Regions from separate parts of the Mus musculus genome. Here region 1 is linked to region 2. A link is a loop called in an ENCODE intact Hi-C map of the cell type or tissue named here. Cell type or tissue: heart. All regions are shown on one strand.

Region 1 (8,000 bases), 150 kb after region 2:
TAAGCAGACCTGGCTGGCCTTGGACTTCACAGGTCACCCTCAAACTCATGGATCGCCCTGTTTCTATTGCCCAAGTGCTGTGATTAGAGGCAGGCACTACCACTCCTGGCCCTCAAATTATTTTTTAGAAAATCATATGTCAGCAGGGCAGTGGTGAGGCATGCCTTTAATCCCAGCACTTGGGAAGCAGAGGTAGGCAGATTTCTGAGTTTGAGGCCAGCCTGGTCTACAGAGTGAGTTCCAGGATAGCCAGGGCTACACAGAGAAACCCTGTCTTGAAAAACAAACAAACAAAGACAAAAAAAAGAGAGAGAGAGAGAGAAAATCGTATGTCTTGGTACTATAAATCCACAACATCTTGCTGTTTAACCTCTGCAGATCATGTTATAAAATTAATGTTCACTTTCCAAATTACTAAGAAATTCTGGGGTTAGAGAGATGGCTCAGCAGTGAAGATCACTGGCTGTCCTTCCAGAGGATCCTGGTTCAAACTCCAGCACCTACACGGCAGCTCTCAACTGTCTGTAAATCCTGTTGCAAGGGATCTGAAACCTTACACAAGCACACACACAAGCAAAGCACCAACGCACACAAAATAAAAATACATCGTTAAAAGAAAGAAGTTGCAACGAAGTGTGCCTTTTTAGTACTGATGAGTTCCAGAGTATGTTGAGCCTCTTTGCAAATCTCACTTCTGAGTGTCACACACACACACACACACACACACCACTCAACTTTCTGATTGCCTACCTTGTACTCCCCATCGCCATGCAAATCTGCCAGTGCTAGAAAACACAAAAGGGTCGAAAAGGAGTCTCAGAATCTCAAAGATTTCTCCATGAAACCGTTCCCTGTTCCTCCCATCCTCCTAGAATCTGGGTGTCCCTAGATATGTCTAGAGACTCACACAGGCAGGAGGAGAAGGTGTGGATGTTGGCCATGGGGTCGTAGTGTGCGTCCAGCCATTTAGAATTGGCTTCGTTGCTGAGAGGGAAAAAAGATAGTTGGAAAGTGAGCCCCATGACGAAATAAATAAATAAATAAATAAATAAATAAATAAATAAAATCTCTAAGCGAGATGACGCCTGAAACAGAGCACGAACATCGAAAGGATAATACCAAGTCTAGATCTGAGCTCAATTGGCGCCCGGAGTGACCAGCCAATCACATACAGATACTTCTTGGCCATCAGCTTTCTTCTGATTTCTAAAGGGCCCTCCCAGAACTTCCACCGCTGCTCGAAAGCAAGAGCCCAGAACCCGCTACCAAGCACCATCTATTCATCTGAGGGAAAGGAAGCGGTGAGGATCCGGGACTTAACCTCTCAGCTCGCCCGCTGTCAGAATCCGATGAAGACGCCGCAGCCATTTTCCCAGGCGTCGCCTTGGCAACCAGCTCAGCCATCGCGCAACACCCAATAGAATCCGGGCATCCGAAAGCACAGGAACAAAGGTTCCGGGGTAAAATTGTCCCGGCTGGGACCAAATAAGCACTGGTTTCCTTGTCCTATGCAATGTTGACTTATGGTTTCTGCATTAAAGACAGGGGCCTGGGCTTTGAGGCCTGGGGAGGAGCGCTTTTTAGGGATTAAGACTAGACTGAGAAACAAATTAATGGGTGAGGATCTCATGTTAGTGTGTTACGGTTCTTTGGCTCCGGAAACATTTGAAAGTACAAGAGTGCTTGCTGCTCTTGCAGAGGACCCTGGACTGCTCAGCACCCACATGGCAGCTCACAATTCTGTAACCGTAGTTCCAGGGCATCTGATGGGGTCTTCTGGTCTCTGCTACCACCACCACACCCATGAAGAAAATGCACACGAACACACAAATCTTAAGAAATATGTCACAAAGAAGAGCTCCGGAACACGTTGTGAGTTTGTGCATTCCTTTGGAAATGATATTCAAAATCTTATTGTGGATTGGAAGCCTAAAGTGATGTAGTGTGCCCTCCCCTGGCTTTGAACTGGAAGAGAAAGAAACATACACTGCAGAGATGGTGGTCGTCATATTTATTTTTCTGGCTATAAAAGTAATACACGAAGAGCGCTGGATTTGGTGAGAATGCTTTGAGCCCTGGCTCTGTCACATGCCACCTGCCGGGTCTAGAACAGTCACTTCTCAGAATTGCCACCTTCCCATGTGGAAAACCGGACTAGGCACCCTGTTGAGCTCCGGCCATAGATGGCAGTGCAGATCCAGAAACTGAGGACATACGGTAAACTGCAAAGTGCTGACAAATGGAAGGGGTTCGCATCACCACCCTCAGCTGAGGTAGCACCAAAGTCCAAGCTCCTGCCCCTCCCTCCCCTGACTCCTAATCACACACAACTCAGAGCTACTGACAGCCCTGGTTTGACAAAGAGGGGAGAGACCACACAGATCTTCTCAAGCCTGGCCAGGTGGGGCCTCCTGGGCCTGGTTCCTCCAGAATCGGGCATCTGCTGCAGCCAGCTGGATAAGAACCTCCTCCAACTCGGGCCCATCCTCGGGAAACCGCTCACAGAAGGAGCGGATGAGACCAGCGGCTGAGGCCTCATACTCCACAAGTTGTACTTCTGAGCCTGGGGGATGGAGAGAAAACAGCAGCACAGAAAGATGTAGTTAGGGGCGGCGAGTTCTGAGCGAGCTCCGGCACAAACTGTCAATGTTCAGGATAGTTATCTAATTACCTACATCAGAATAACCCTGCCAGGAAGGCAGAATTACATGGGGGGAGACTTAGACTTAAATGAATTGCCACTTGACCTCATCCTTCCCTCAAGTCAAGATTTAAATCATGTCTGGCATGGTAGCACACACCATAATCCCAGCACTCAAGGAACTGGGGGAAAAGGATTATTAATTTTAAGGCTAGCCTAGGAAATCCTGGTCTCAACAAAGCCAACATAACCCCAACAATCACTAATAAAAATGACTGATAAAAGCACTCTGTCAGGGCTGGAGTGATAGCTCAGGGGGTTAGAGTACGAGTGGCTCTTGTTGAGGACTCTGGCTGCTCTTAGCCTGGCCTCCCGCACCCACACTGTGGCTCACAATCATCTGTAATTCCAGCCCCAGGGGATCCAATGCCCTCTTGTGGCTTCCAAGGGCACTGCATGCACATGGTACATACATACATGCAGGTAAAACACACATCAAATAAATAAATCCGAAATCAAATTTCAAGTGCTATGTTAGATCAAACAAGATAGTCAAGTTAGATCAAACTGCTTCATATGTCTAGATCGTGGGCAAGTTTCCCAGTTGCTCTCAGCCTCAGTGCCTTGTGGGTAAAGTGGGGCATGAGCACAGAACCTCTCCTCTTGTGCGACGGGGACTGCGTGGGACAGAGCGTCAGTGGGGTGCTCAGTAGCCGCTCTGCACATCTGTGCATCTGACCTGTTAAATGAGCCTGTCTCGAGGCCCCTGGATCACCCCTCAGCTGCTCAACCTTTGCACTCTGTGAAGCCTGTGGCACTGAGGGGTACACAGTGGCTAACATGGCCTAAATTAAGTCCTGGCTCTGTGAAGACCACTTGTGTGTATTTTAGTTCCCAGATGAAACTGATGAGGGGTATTGTAACCAGTCTTCACCAGGCCTGGGGACTTCATTCTTGAAAAGTTCCTTTCTTTTCTTTTCTCTTCTTTTCTTTCCCTTTTTCCTTTCCTTTCCTTTTCTTTTTCCCCCCAGTACTGGGGATAGAACCTGCACCTTATTTGGCAGTGCAAAGCAGGCTACCAGTGAGCCACAGCCCGGCCTATTGTGAGAACACTTCACCCAGTACCCTAGGGCCTGCAAGCCCTCTGCCACCACCATTACCACCACTACCAACTACCAAAGCGCTGGGGGTGGAACCCAGGGCCTCTTAAATATTGGGCAAATGTTCTACCATGGACCACACCCCAGCTCGCCAGTACCTTTGAAAACTCCAACCTGTTCCTCAGGTCTGGTCCCTTCCACCACTTCCCCCCAAGACCTCCTGGACACTCTGAAGCTACAGGTGTGATTTTTATCCAAGTGTTCAGAGCACGGTTTGTCCTTTAAACATGTGTGATTGATATCTCTGTTGAGTTTTTATCCCTAATGGGCTCTGAATTAGACAATGACCTCAGCTCCGTGCACTGCCCCATCCCTCAGTGGCCTCCCTGAACTCCATGTTGCCAAAGCACCAAGAAAGTGAAGCTGAGAGATAAGAGACTGAAGGGATTATTTCGTGTTGAGGGGCTGGAGACAGAATGTCTCAGGAAGGTGCCATTTAACGGGGACCTGACCAACCAGAAGAATCAGACAGACACAGATTTGAGGGACACTGTGCCAAGCAGAGGGTACAGCGTGTACAAAGGCTATCGAGTAGAGTGGCCTTGGTGCATTGGAGAGCTAGGGCACACAAGGTACTGGCACCATGCAGGCAGGGTCAGGGATTCTGAAAATGGAAGTGTTACTTGAGAAGGGGGAACGATCCAGGACATCTCCATCTTGAACGTTGCTGATTCAAATTCTCTTAGGTCCTAGGAGGCCTGAGGTCTGTCTGAAAGAACGTGGCAGAGGGAGCCCTCCCCGAACCGATTACATCATCTGCTCTCTGGAGAGACCTCAGGTAGGTCCAGCAGATGGTGTAACATCCGTTACCTTCAAGGCGAGTGTTGGGTTGAACAATAAGCTTCCGGGACTCCTTGCGCAGCAGTACCGTATCCCTTAGGGTAAGGAAGCACTCTGGAGGTGCGTCAGTGACTGCTGCATAGCCCTCGTACAGGGCCCGCCCCGCGACCACGTCCCCCGTGGACTTCAGCACCTGCAGGAAGGAGGAATCAAGTGCCTACGATGGGAACTCACCTTGCACCCACAGGACTCTGTCAGCAGCCGTGGCCAGTGGTACCTAGCCCTGGGGAGGACGTGCTACAGTTTGTCCTTTATAAAATTTCAGAGCTACCAATCTAATGGCTAAGCTGGGTATGGTGGCACCTATAATCCCAGCACTTGGAAGGCAGAGGCAGGAGGATCAGCAGTTCAGGGCCATCCTTGGCAACACAGGGAGTACAGCCTGAGCTACAACATCCTAGGTGACTCATTTTTTTTTAAGATAGAGTCTCCATATATAGACCAGTTGGCCTTGAATTCACAAGAGACTTGCTCCCTTCTGCCTCCTGAGTGCTAAGATTAAAGGTATGCGCCAGAATGTCTGACAGCTACATTTTTTTCAGAAAGCTAGTGTATATTGAGAAGTTGGGCTTTGGGGTTAAGAGATGGCTCAGTGGGTAAGAACCACAAGCATGAGTTCAAATCCTGAGCATCCATGTTAAAAGCTAGGCACTGACGTATGGGCCTGTAATCCCAGTGCTGAGGGTGGGGATATGGGACGGTCATAAAGGCTTGCTGGCTGCCAGTCTTGCTCCAGGTTCAGTGAAAGACCCTGTTTCAAGGGAGCACAGCAGAGAGTAACAGAACAGGACACGTGTGCATATGTCACACATAAGTCACACTCAAACACGGACACAACCCCCCAAAATGAATTCAATGGAAAATGGAAGAGGTGGGGCTTTTAAAAGCACCCAGGCTCCTCCGCTGTAAATGGGACTAAGGCCCACACAGAGGCAGCTACGGAAGCACCACCTTTCCCTTCAACCAGAGGTTCTACTCCTACACTGTCTTCTCTCACAGTCTCTTTTGCATGCTCCTTAACTTTGGCTATAGCAGACTTTCGCACTTTCATGGACGTCATTCAACTTCTCTTCACGGTGTAGTGCGCACCTCCTAGGACTGACGCCCGAGGCTCAGTCCCTAATCCTGCTTGCCCCACCTCCAATTTTGTAGGAGACTATTCTCTTCCTCTGCTAAGTGGATCCGGGGTTCATCTCTCTCACTTCTTGGTAATATGTAATCTCTTCATACATGATCATCATACCAACAAGCCAGACCTGGGGAGCTCAAACTGGAGAGTTAGCTACATGGACGCCAACGCAGCCAGGAGCATCAGAAGTGACTGAGGCAGGACAGGCTACTGGGGACGGGTTTCCAATACCCTCAATGGATCGCAGAATCGGAATGTCTTAAGTCTCTAATCCAAAATGGTGTGCTATATGCATCTTCTGGTACAGCATATTTTACATCACATTTGTTTATTACACATTTTAAACATTTATGTATGTGTTTGATGTATCTGCACATGTGTGTTTGCTGTGTACAGAAGAAACCAGAGAGAGGCTCCTATTCTACCATTCTCCACCTTATTCCCTTGAAACGGAGTTCTCACAAATCTGGAGTCAGAAAGCTCCAGCGATCCTCCTACCCCCGTGGTGCTGCAGCTGCAGAGGAATGCAACCAGGCCTGGTTTTTTACATGAGGACTGGGGATTTGAACTCAGGTCCTTATGTTTATGTGGCAAGCATTATTATCCACTGAGCCATCTCTTCAGCCCTTCTTTTTTTTTTTTAAAGTGAAGGGTGACCCTAAACTCCTAATCCTCCAGCATCTACCCCTGAGTGCTGGGGTCACAGGTACGAGTCAACACTTTTATCCAGTGGTGAGAACAGGACCCAGGGCTCCATGTACACTACGCAGATACTCTGCCAACTGCCCGATAGCCCAGGCCCTTAGATTACTTATAATACCCAATGCAATGTTATGGAATTAGTTCTTAATCCATATTGTTTAGGGAATGATGACAAAAAATTGTGGATGTCCAGTACATATGAGATGACTCCTGAATATCTGTGTGTGTGTGTGCACACATGTGTGCGGTTGGCTGAATTTATGGATGTGGAATTGGGGGCTCCAGAATGGGGACTATAAGAATAACAGGAATCAGGGAATCTCTGGGCAAAACAAAGAGCCTATGCCATGTCTGAACATGGGGCTGCCACAGTTGCAGCCAGCTAGACACATAGGTATTGAGCCCACTGTTGCCAGACCTTCCAAGAAGCCACAAATACATATTCAACCTAATCTTTGCTAACATCAGAAAGACAAAAAACAAAAACAACCAAAAAACCCCCCAAAAAACCCATGGCTAACACTATAAACACTAAACACTATAAACACTATAAAGAGCTGGATCAAAGATGATGTCACCTTCTGTGTCTATAACATACTGCTGAGGAGACTGAACACAATGAGGTAAGACTGCCATGTACAAGGACCAAACTGGGCCCCTCACAGTGCGCATGCCTTGATCCCAGCACCAGGGAGACAGAAGCAGGTCAGTCTCCGTGAGTTTGAGGCCATCCTGGTCTACACAGAGCCAACCAGGGCTATAGAGTGAGACCCTGCTCAAGGGACTGATTCAATACTGCCTGGGACCTGGTAGACTTGGTTCTTATTCTTAATGCTCTAACAACAGCATTTGCCATTTGCAGAAAAATCTTTGATTCATAGAAATGTTGCAAAGACGGCAGAGTGAGCTTCCAGAGTCTGCCAGCACAGCTTGATTGCCACCAACTCATCATCAATCAGATGGTCACTACCAAGAAGGTTGCAGAGCCCACCCAGGTCTGTCCCATCAGCTTTGCCAACAGTGGCCCTGCCTATCTCAGAGTCCATCAAGGACACTGTGTTTCTCATCTAGTGGCTCTTATCCTAATTTACATTTTTGGTAGTGGAGGATGAAACCCGGGGTCTCACATTTATTAAGTCATACTCTTCTATCCCCAGCCCCTAATTTAATTTTATTTAACTTTAAGACTGTCTCAAAATATTAAAAATATTTTAAAAAGAAAAACTAAACAAAAAAGAAAAACGAAAATCAACAAACAGGGCTGGTGAGGTAGCTCATCAGATAAACATGCTTGCTACACAATCCTGATAACTTGAGTTTGCCCCAAACTCTACATAAAAGCATGAAAGATCAATTCCACACGTTATCTCTGCCCTCCATATACACACTGTGGCACGTGCACAACCCCTCAATATCACACACACACACACACACACACAATTTCAAAAGCAAAAAGACCCAAACTCCCACACATTCTACCTAAAGATGTTTTCGATCCTTCCTGGAAACAGATGGGCACAGAATCACA
Region 2 (8,000 bases):
CTTCTTTAAGAAGAACAAGTAGTCGGGGCAAGACTCCCAGGCCAGCTCCCTCCCTCTGTTCAGAAAACTGCCAGGGACTGTCGACAGAGACCACCCTCTTGGCAGGACAACTGCCTGCTGCTAGGGTCTGCTGCTAAGGTCAACCCATCACCAGGAACTGTCACTGGGGACAAAAGAGTGTTCCCACAACCTTCTCTTCTGCTATTTAATTCAACTGGTGGTGGGACCCAGGCTACCCCTAATACCACCCATTCCTACCTTGTCACCTCTTCCCAAGCCTTATACCTCCACCCATCCCCCCACCATGGTGCAGATAGTGCCACCCTCAACGTGGGCTATGTGGGAACCATTGTCCCTGCCTCAGGGTCATTGTGCCACCACAGCTAGGGTGTGCCATCCACCATTCAGTTCTTTGCCTCTGGGATCAGCCAGGACCCTCAGAGCTGAAGCAGGCAGGACCTGAGGGCAGGAGCGCCAGATGATGAAGTCGGAGGCGCTGAAGCCTTCCCTGCCTATCCTGCCTCACCCTCTGACTCAAGGGGCTGCTTGTTTCCAGCCACTCTAGGTGGCTCCCAAGTGTGAGTTGTTCAGGAGTAGCCACATCCTTGAGCCTATCCAAGGAGGTGATTAAACAGCTCGACTTCTCTCACTGCCTCTGGGTGTTGTTGCTTTCCTGACCGTAGCCTCTCCTGGTCTCCTGCATGTCAGATAGCCACTGTACGCCCAGCTTCTGAGCCCCCACAAACTGTGTGATCCTGAGAGCCTCCCTGCCCAGTCTCCCCATGATAGTGATCTGTTTCACTGGGCTGACCTATGCTAAGCCTCTGTTTAAACCAAAGACATCCACTGTGGGTTGGGCTGATGATAATTAACAGTATTCATGATCAAAGGAAGCAAGTCACTCTCCCTGGTGCACACTTTTTTGTTAAATTTCTTGCCGTGCATGCAAGGCAAGCACTCTAAACTACAACTCCTCGCTAATTTTCCTCACTCCCAAGTGTCTCAACTGTTTTCAATAAGGAGTAGTGAGGGTTATTACCACAACCTAGTCTTAACTGCTGCTCAGCCATCAGTGGAAAGGTGAGCACCTTTCTGTCTTTCCCATAAAATCAAGGGAGCTCCCACAGAATCAGAAGAGTGGCAGGTCCTACCTCCTGAATTCTAGGTCACCCTAGAAAGCCATAAGGATATCCTGAGTATGTAAATAAACACACAATGTATTCTAGAGATGGAGAGAGTATTTGTTCTTAAACTTTGCAATGTATAAACAGAAGGTATTAAAAATTGCAAGTCTTGAGTCTGTTTGACTCAGGAAAACTACTGTCTTCAGCATAACTGGCCAGGGACCCCAAGCAGCCCTGACTACCATCAGTCAAAACAAAGACAAGCAGAGCCAGGTGTATGTAGACTAGGAACTATTATGACACAGCCCCAAGCTGGGCTCCACACATCAGATCTGGCACAGCACATTATTCACAGGGTAAGTATTCTCTCTCTCAGGGACGGCCTTTCTCTTAGGTGGTTTCAGTCGCCCCACAACAGTGTAACAGCAACACCCCATTCTCAGGCAAAACAAACGTCAGCACACATTTTCCTCATAACTCTCCTTCAGCTGTTACACATGGAGCGTTATTGTGGAGAGCTCAGATCATGGGGCTTGGGGGAAAAAGCAGTAATTGGAAAAGTTTGAAAGCAGATGTACTATGTGTGAGAGGAATTAATGGAGAAATGGCCTTGCAATTGAGTGCTAGGCAGAGCAGTAACTGAATGAAAAGGAAGGACAGGAATTAGGTGAAAGTCTACACGTGTGGCAGCTAAAGCCACTTGAGAATAGGGTTCCACATAGGACAGATAAGAGGGTAAACAGAGGGCTAGGGAGCAAGTCTTCAGGAAAGACATCTTGGAGTATCGGTGGGAGAGAGGAGAAGGATGATAGATAGAACGGGGCCCTGAAAGCTATGGGGACAAAAATAACACCAGTGTTGGCCCTGCAGACCGGTGGGAAGCAGGGATCAGCAGCAATGAATGGGCTCATACTTTGCACTTTTACCGACCACCACTGACGAGGGTGGGTTTTGCTTGTGTTGACCCACATGGAAGCTAATGGCCACAGTGGACTACTGAGTATGCAACGTGTGGCAAGTGTAAACTGCGATGTGCTGAAGGTATGAAATAACAGATATTCAGGACTTCAAGGGGAATTCAATTATCTCAATTTTTATATTGGTCTCATGTTAGAATGTCAAAAATATTAAAATAGATTTCAAGGTTTTATAGTTTGATGTTTCCTGGAAATTTGTATTTATTCACTGTGCTAGGTATGAAACCGAGAGCTTTGTGGTTGTTAGATTAATGCTTTACTATTGAGCTGAACCCACAGACCATTTTCACAGTTTATCACGAATTACTTATATGACTCATTGTATCTCTATTGTATGGCACTGTTCAAACTGGACCACAGATCTAAGAGTGAAAGGTAATAGGAATGGAAGAGAATAGACTATCTACATGAGCTGTGGTAGGAGAGGGTATCTTAAAGAGAACATAAAAGAGAAAGCTTTAGGAAACAATAATTTGGTTACATTAAAAATATTTCCCTCAAAAAACAAAGCTATTAGTGTAATGACAAGATATCTGAACCAAGTAGAAATAGCTACAATATGAGGAAAACTCGACAGCTCAACCCAAAGGCTGAGACCTAAAATCCAGACAGAAGACGGAAAGCAGGAAATGTACATTCGCACAAATGATAAGAACAAGGTATTTTGAAATTCATTAGAAACAAGACAAAAACAAACTACGTCGAGTTGTGAATAAAACTTTACACCTTTTCAACTGACAAAAATTAGAAAAGTTACTACCAGACCTTGGTAATGACAGGAAAAACAGAACAGACAAACATAGTGCCTCTGTGTTCCAAGTGGAGGATATTCTAGCAGGGCTTTTTTCTTTTTTTCTTTTTTTCTGGGAACTTGGTACTACTTACACATGTTAGGGTTTGGTTTGGTTTGGTTGTCTTGGGGTATGGGGTTTTGTTTTGTCTGTTTGTTTGAGACATTGCTTCTCTCTGTAGCCCTTAGTGTTCTGGAAGTTGCTCTTAGACCAGGCTGGCCTCCAACTCACAGAGCCGCCTGAATGTGCTCATCACCACCCAACTCACATAATAAAAAACGATAAAACTGGAGGCTAGAAATGATATCACACACCTGTAATTAACCAGCACTTGGGAGGCTGAGGTAGGAGTGTGAGTTCAAGGCTAGTCTGGATTACACAGCCAGTTCTTGGACAGCCTTGACTACACAGAAAAGCCATGTCTAAAAGAGGCAGGGAGGGAGAAAGGGGGTGAAATGAAATTGTATAGAAAAATGGGAACTGGGCTGGTGAGATGGCTCAGTGGGTAAGAGCACCGGACTGCTCTTCCGAAGGTCAGGAGTTCAAATCTCAGCAACCACATGGTGGCTCATAACCATCCATAGCGAGATCTGACTCTCTCTTCTGAAGTGTCTGAGGACAGCTACAGTGTACTTACATATAATAAATAAATAAATAAATCTTAAAAAAGAAAAAAATGGGAACTGTTAGTAGAGCATTAGTTGTGGAGCCCCCACAAATTTGGGAAGAGATCCCAAAATACAATGTACAAGGTTAGGTGATAGCAGATCCCGAGGAGGTTCCAGGACAGCCAAGACTGCCAGAAAACCCCATCTCGAAAAACAAACCAAAAAAAATTAATTTTAAAAATGTGTAATTACAATTAGACAATGCCTTCTGAAATGAGTGGGAAACATGGATTTGGTAAAGAAATGTTTCCAAGTAGCTTGGGTGCAGGAAGTCAACTCGGGGAACTGATCTCTATACTATTGGAGGAGCTGGTGTTGGAACTACCACAATGGGGAATTGTTTTGACAACAATGGGGATGGTCTAACAACCATCCCGGTGCCTCTTCTAGGAGATGAATTCAATCCCTCAATGTCTGTAAGCCCGCTGCTTTGTGATAGTGATCCACCAAGCTGGTACCCTGCTTGCCACCAGGAGGTGCCCTTGGACCGCAACAGAGAGTCTGGAGCCTGACAATTGCCTGTGCCTCAGGCAGCTTGGGACGGATGCGGAACCCTTGTCACTCATTCCCCAAACCTGGATTCTCCCTGGACCTCTGGACAACGTATTCCTTGGTAATGCTCACCACATTTCAGGAACCAGGATAGACAGATACTACGAGGGAAAGCCAGCCCACGTATATTCATGAATAAACATGACAAAGTATAGTTTGGATAGAGAAATGCCTCCCTCAGACCTAACCTAGTTCTAACCCAGATTATCTTTCTACTCCACTCTCAGTCTCAGCTTCTTCACCAATGAACAACACTATTGCAGTGAAAATTAAATTGTTTTACGGGAATTCTTACCCCTTCCTACCCAAACAAGGGAGAGATTAGGTTAAGATGTGGTAGTGCCTGGGTTTCTGAAGTATCGCTCTCAGCAGCCAGAGGTTGAGAAAACCCCCTTCTAGCGGGCCCAGTGACACAACCCTTTGTCATCAGCCCCCTCGACAGTGCGCCCAATACCACGATCCATTGTGATGCTTAGAGACTCCCCCGGGCCTTACGGTTTTGCCAAGGCAATGGTTGCTTCCTGAGCCCCCTTGACGCGCAAGCCGCGACCCACTCCCAAGGCGGTGATTGGCTAGCCCGGGCTGGGGGCGGGCTGACCTTCGCTCCGCAGTGCCGTCACCACATGACCCCGCCCCCGCACGGGGGGCGGACAGTTGTGTGCGGCCGCAGGATTGGTCGCCCCGCTCCTGCGAGGGGGAGGGGAGGCAGGCAGCGCGCACTCGCGCGTGCGTGAGCTGGCGCGCGAGAAAGCGCCCGGTCGCGCCGAGGCTCGAGCGGCCGTCGCCATTTTGTAGGGTTCTCTCTGACGCGGGACCCGCCGCCACCGCCGGCACCACCCGGAGGTAGGAGAGGATGCTGTGGGTGTGTGGGAAGCCCTGGAGCGGACTGGGCCGGACCTCGGAGGGCCGGGAAGGCTCGGGTTTGGGGCCACTCATCTTCTGAGGAAGGTCCCGGGAAGACAAGGAAAGGAGGCGGGGCCGGGTCTCCGGAGGGGGCGGGGCAGGGGTCGGGCCGAGTCTTTGTTGGGATGTTGCAGCGGAGGTTGGGCCGCTGAGGATAGGGGTCCAGTGTTGGGTGAAAGAGGGCTTTCGTTCTTGGAGTATGGTGGGAGGGGATACCGCGCTGTGGAGAGGTACACAGATTTCCCTCCAAAAACCCGTAACTAGGGACATTCAGATACTTCATGCCTTCCACTTGTCTTTCATCCCTGTGCTAAACCGTGAAGGAGCTAACCTTGTAGAGTCAATGTGCCTGACCTCACGGATATATATCTTAGACCTTGTTGTGCATTCTGACCCCCGACCTTCTGTTGGCATTGTCACACAGCAGTTCCTCTCTCAAAAAGAACTGTGAGGGTCGGGGTGTGCTGTAGTGTCAGTTTCTCACTTCACACCTGACTTTTAAAATCTTGTTTCTTCTCTGCCAGGCTCTTGTCAGGATGGTGAAGCTGTTCATTGGAAATCTGCCCCGGGAGGCCACAGAGCAGGAGATCCGCTCACTCTTCGAGCAGTACGGGAAGGTGCTGGAATGTGACATCATTAAGAATTATGGCTTTGTGCACATAGAGGACAAGACGGCCGCTGAGGATGCCATACGCAACCTGCACCACTACAAGCTGCACGGAGTGAACATCAATGTGGAAGCCAGCAAGAATAAGAGCAAAGCTTCAACCAAGTTACACGTGGGCAACATCAGCCCCACTTGTACCAACCAAGAGCTTCGGGCCAAGTTTGAGGAGTACGGCCCAGTCATCGAATGTGACATCGTGAAAGATTATGCCTTTGTACACATGGAGCGGGCAGAGGATGCGGTGGAGGCCATCAGGGGCCTCGACAACACAGAGTTTCAAGGTGAACTGTTCTGGGGATTGGGTGGCAGACCTTCGTGGAGTCTCTAGCTCAAGGCAGAGGGAAGAACACAAGACCACAGGGCTTCAAGAGTGGCTTCTGCCATTCTTTTAAATGCAAAGAACAGGTTATGTTTACTACTCTTAGCATAATTCACTCTGGGGAAGTAAGCCTTCCCCATTGTATTCGCCAAGCTCCTTCTCCACAACTGCATGGGCTCCTGCCTGCCTGCCTTTGGTCTTCATTCACTTGAGTACTGTCACAAGTCTTAAGTTGCCTAGGCAGAGAAGTAGTTAGGTAGTGTGAGAAGGGCTAGAGGTTAGGACTTTGTTGCTGGTTTGTGGTGGACCCAGAAGCCTTTGAGAGTTTTTACCCTCTGCTGCTTTCGAGGATGGCTGGTGGTAGTAAAGAGGAAAAAGGGAATCTAGAAGAAGCGCAGTATGAGAATCTGTGGTGAGTCTGGTTGGGTAGATGGGTATCTTTGAGGTGTTCAAATTTGTTCAGTCTGTGGGCTACTACAGGCAAAGCCAGGAAACAGGTCATAGGTTCTTCTGCTCCATCTATTACTTTAACAGGCTAGGAAAACAGCTTTTTTTCTTTAGAAATTGGATAGGAATGATGGTCTTGCTTCTAGGGAAATTTCATCAAGGACATTATAGAGCTTATTATATTGCTTATATTGATCATAAGTATTATCACCAGTACCATAGGATCTTGTCTGAAAATACTTGCAATCGTGTTACTATAGTAACCACTAGTTACAAGTGGCTACTAAATTTAAATTAATTCAAGTAAATTTTCAAATTAGATTTTTCCAGTGTGGGCAAGAATGAGAGAATGGCTACTGTATTAGGAAACAGATCAGACCCACATTGCAGGAAGTTCATTGGTTAGTAGTTATCCAAGTCTTTTATTGACACGGTCATGTTGGACCACAAATTCAAGTCTACTTTTCTAGTTCCTAAGTCAACATCTTTTTGTGGCCTAAAAGTTAAATATACAAAGGTCCTCTTATTAGAAAACAATGAATTGGTGGAGAAAAGGTAAACTTAAATCAGAAAAGTGTAAATATGCAAATAGTGATGCTTACTGGAGGCTCACTATTATGTATTCTAGCTTCACCACTAATACCCTGGCCTTTAGTTATTGAAAGCCTAAACGTTGTAGCTGATTCCTGTCCTTAACCTCAAGTTGACAAGTGTATTCCCTATGCTTTCCCCATTATAAAACAACTCTGTGTGCCTCTGTGAAAGGATGGCAGGGAGGTAATATGTGCATTTTGACAATAAAAGCAATATTAATTAAAGTTGAATGCTATTTGCAACCACGATTGCTTCTACTCTGGTTAGGAAAGTACTTAAAATCTGACAGTTAAACTTTAAACATTCCTAATTCTCACTTGATGTGGAAAGAGGTCATAAATGCGCAGGGGAGCATAAGGAAGGAGTTCCTGCCCCAGCCCTTTGGTTCTGGGGTCATCCAAGGGCCCCACAAATACTGCTCTACCATGAGTCTGTATGTCCCCATCCCTGAAGAAGGTAACAAAATGGGAAAAAAAAAAAAAAAAAAAAAAAAAACCTAAATTTGCAACTGAAATTCTCAGTGTATAGTATACGCCCTTTTACATTTAACTCAGGAAATGAGTTAAAAGGATGAGAAGGATGAGTACATGGGACCTTTTTTTTTCTTTGGTGCTGACTATTGGACCCAGGATCTTGAGCATGCTCTGTACACATTTCCACTGAGTTATGCTGCTTATCCCTTGTATTTGCTTAATAACAGATATAATTACAAAGAAACAGGGAACTGAATAATGCAATGGATGTATTTTTATTTTATATATATATATATAAAAATATAAATAAATCACTTCCATAGAAAGTACAGACAATAAACTGAGTTGAAAAAGAATCATTTATTAGTATCACATTCTTTTTCTGGCTCTTCTGAAGAGTGATTGGCTCTTGCTTACATATGCAGGTATTTTTGTACTCAGCTAATTTTTTTCTCCATGATGTAACAAAGTTTAGTACTGGGTAA

What was found. A loop is a pair of places that touch in the nucleus more often than their neighbours do. Peaks named below come from ENCODE experiments on the same cell type or tissue, not always from the same donor. Only the 100,000 strongest peaks of a DNase experiment are listed, where the experiment ranks them.
Region 1: it touches region 2 in a loop (4-fold over the local background); 17 of 42 quality-filtered maps call a loop at or near these places.

What each region holds. Positions count from the first base shown.
Region 1 is chr19:4,905,235-4,913,234 of GRCm38, forward strand. Bbs1 (Bardet-Biedl syndrome 1 (human)) reads right to left here and starts at 1,393. Exons shown (of 17, transcript NM_001033128.3): 1 at 1,322-1,393; 2 at 908-984; 3 at 751-785. The coding sequence starts at 1,368. Dpp3 (dipeptidylpeptidase 3) reads right to left here. Exons shown (of 18, transcript NM_133803.2): 17 at 4,612-4,774; 18 at 1,995-2,563. The coding sequence ends at 2,388. In heart, a CTCF peak has its summit at 3,081 (motif pointing left); a DNase peak (open chromatin) is centred at 1,377; H3K4me3 peaks cover 1,082 bases; H3K27ac peaks cover 279 bases.
Region 2 is chr19:4,751,707-4,759,706 of GRCm38, forward strand. Sptbn2 (spectrin beta, non-erythrocytic 2) reads left to right here. Exons shown (of 37, transcript NM_021287.2): 37 at 1-2,272. The coding sequence ends at 22. The region is part of intron 2 of Gm21992 (predicted gene 21992); the gene reads right to left. It overlaps Rbm4b (RNA binding motif protein 4B), which reads left to right and starts at 4,819. Exons shown (of 4, transcript NM_025717.3): 1 at 4,819-4,955; 2 at 5,540-5,963. The coding sequence starts at 5,552. In heart, a CTCF peak has its summit at 4,039 (motif pointing right); DNase peaks (open chromatin) are centred at 4,045 and 4,775; H3K4me3 peaks cover 2,651 bases; H3K27ac peaks cover 1,692 bases.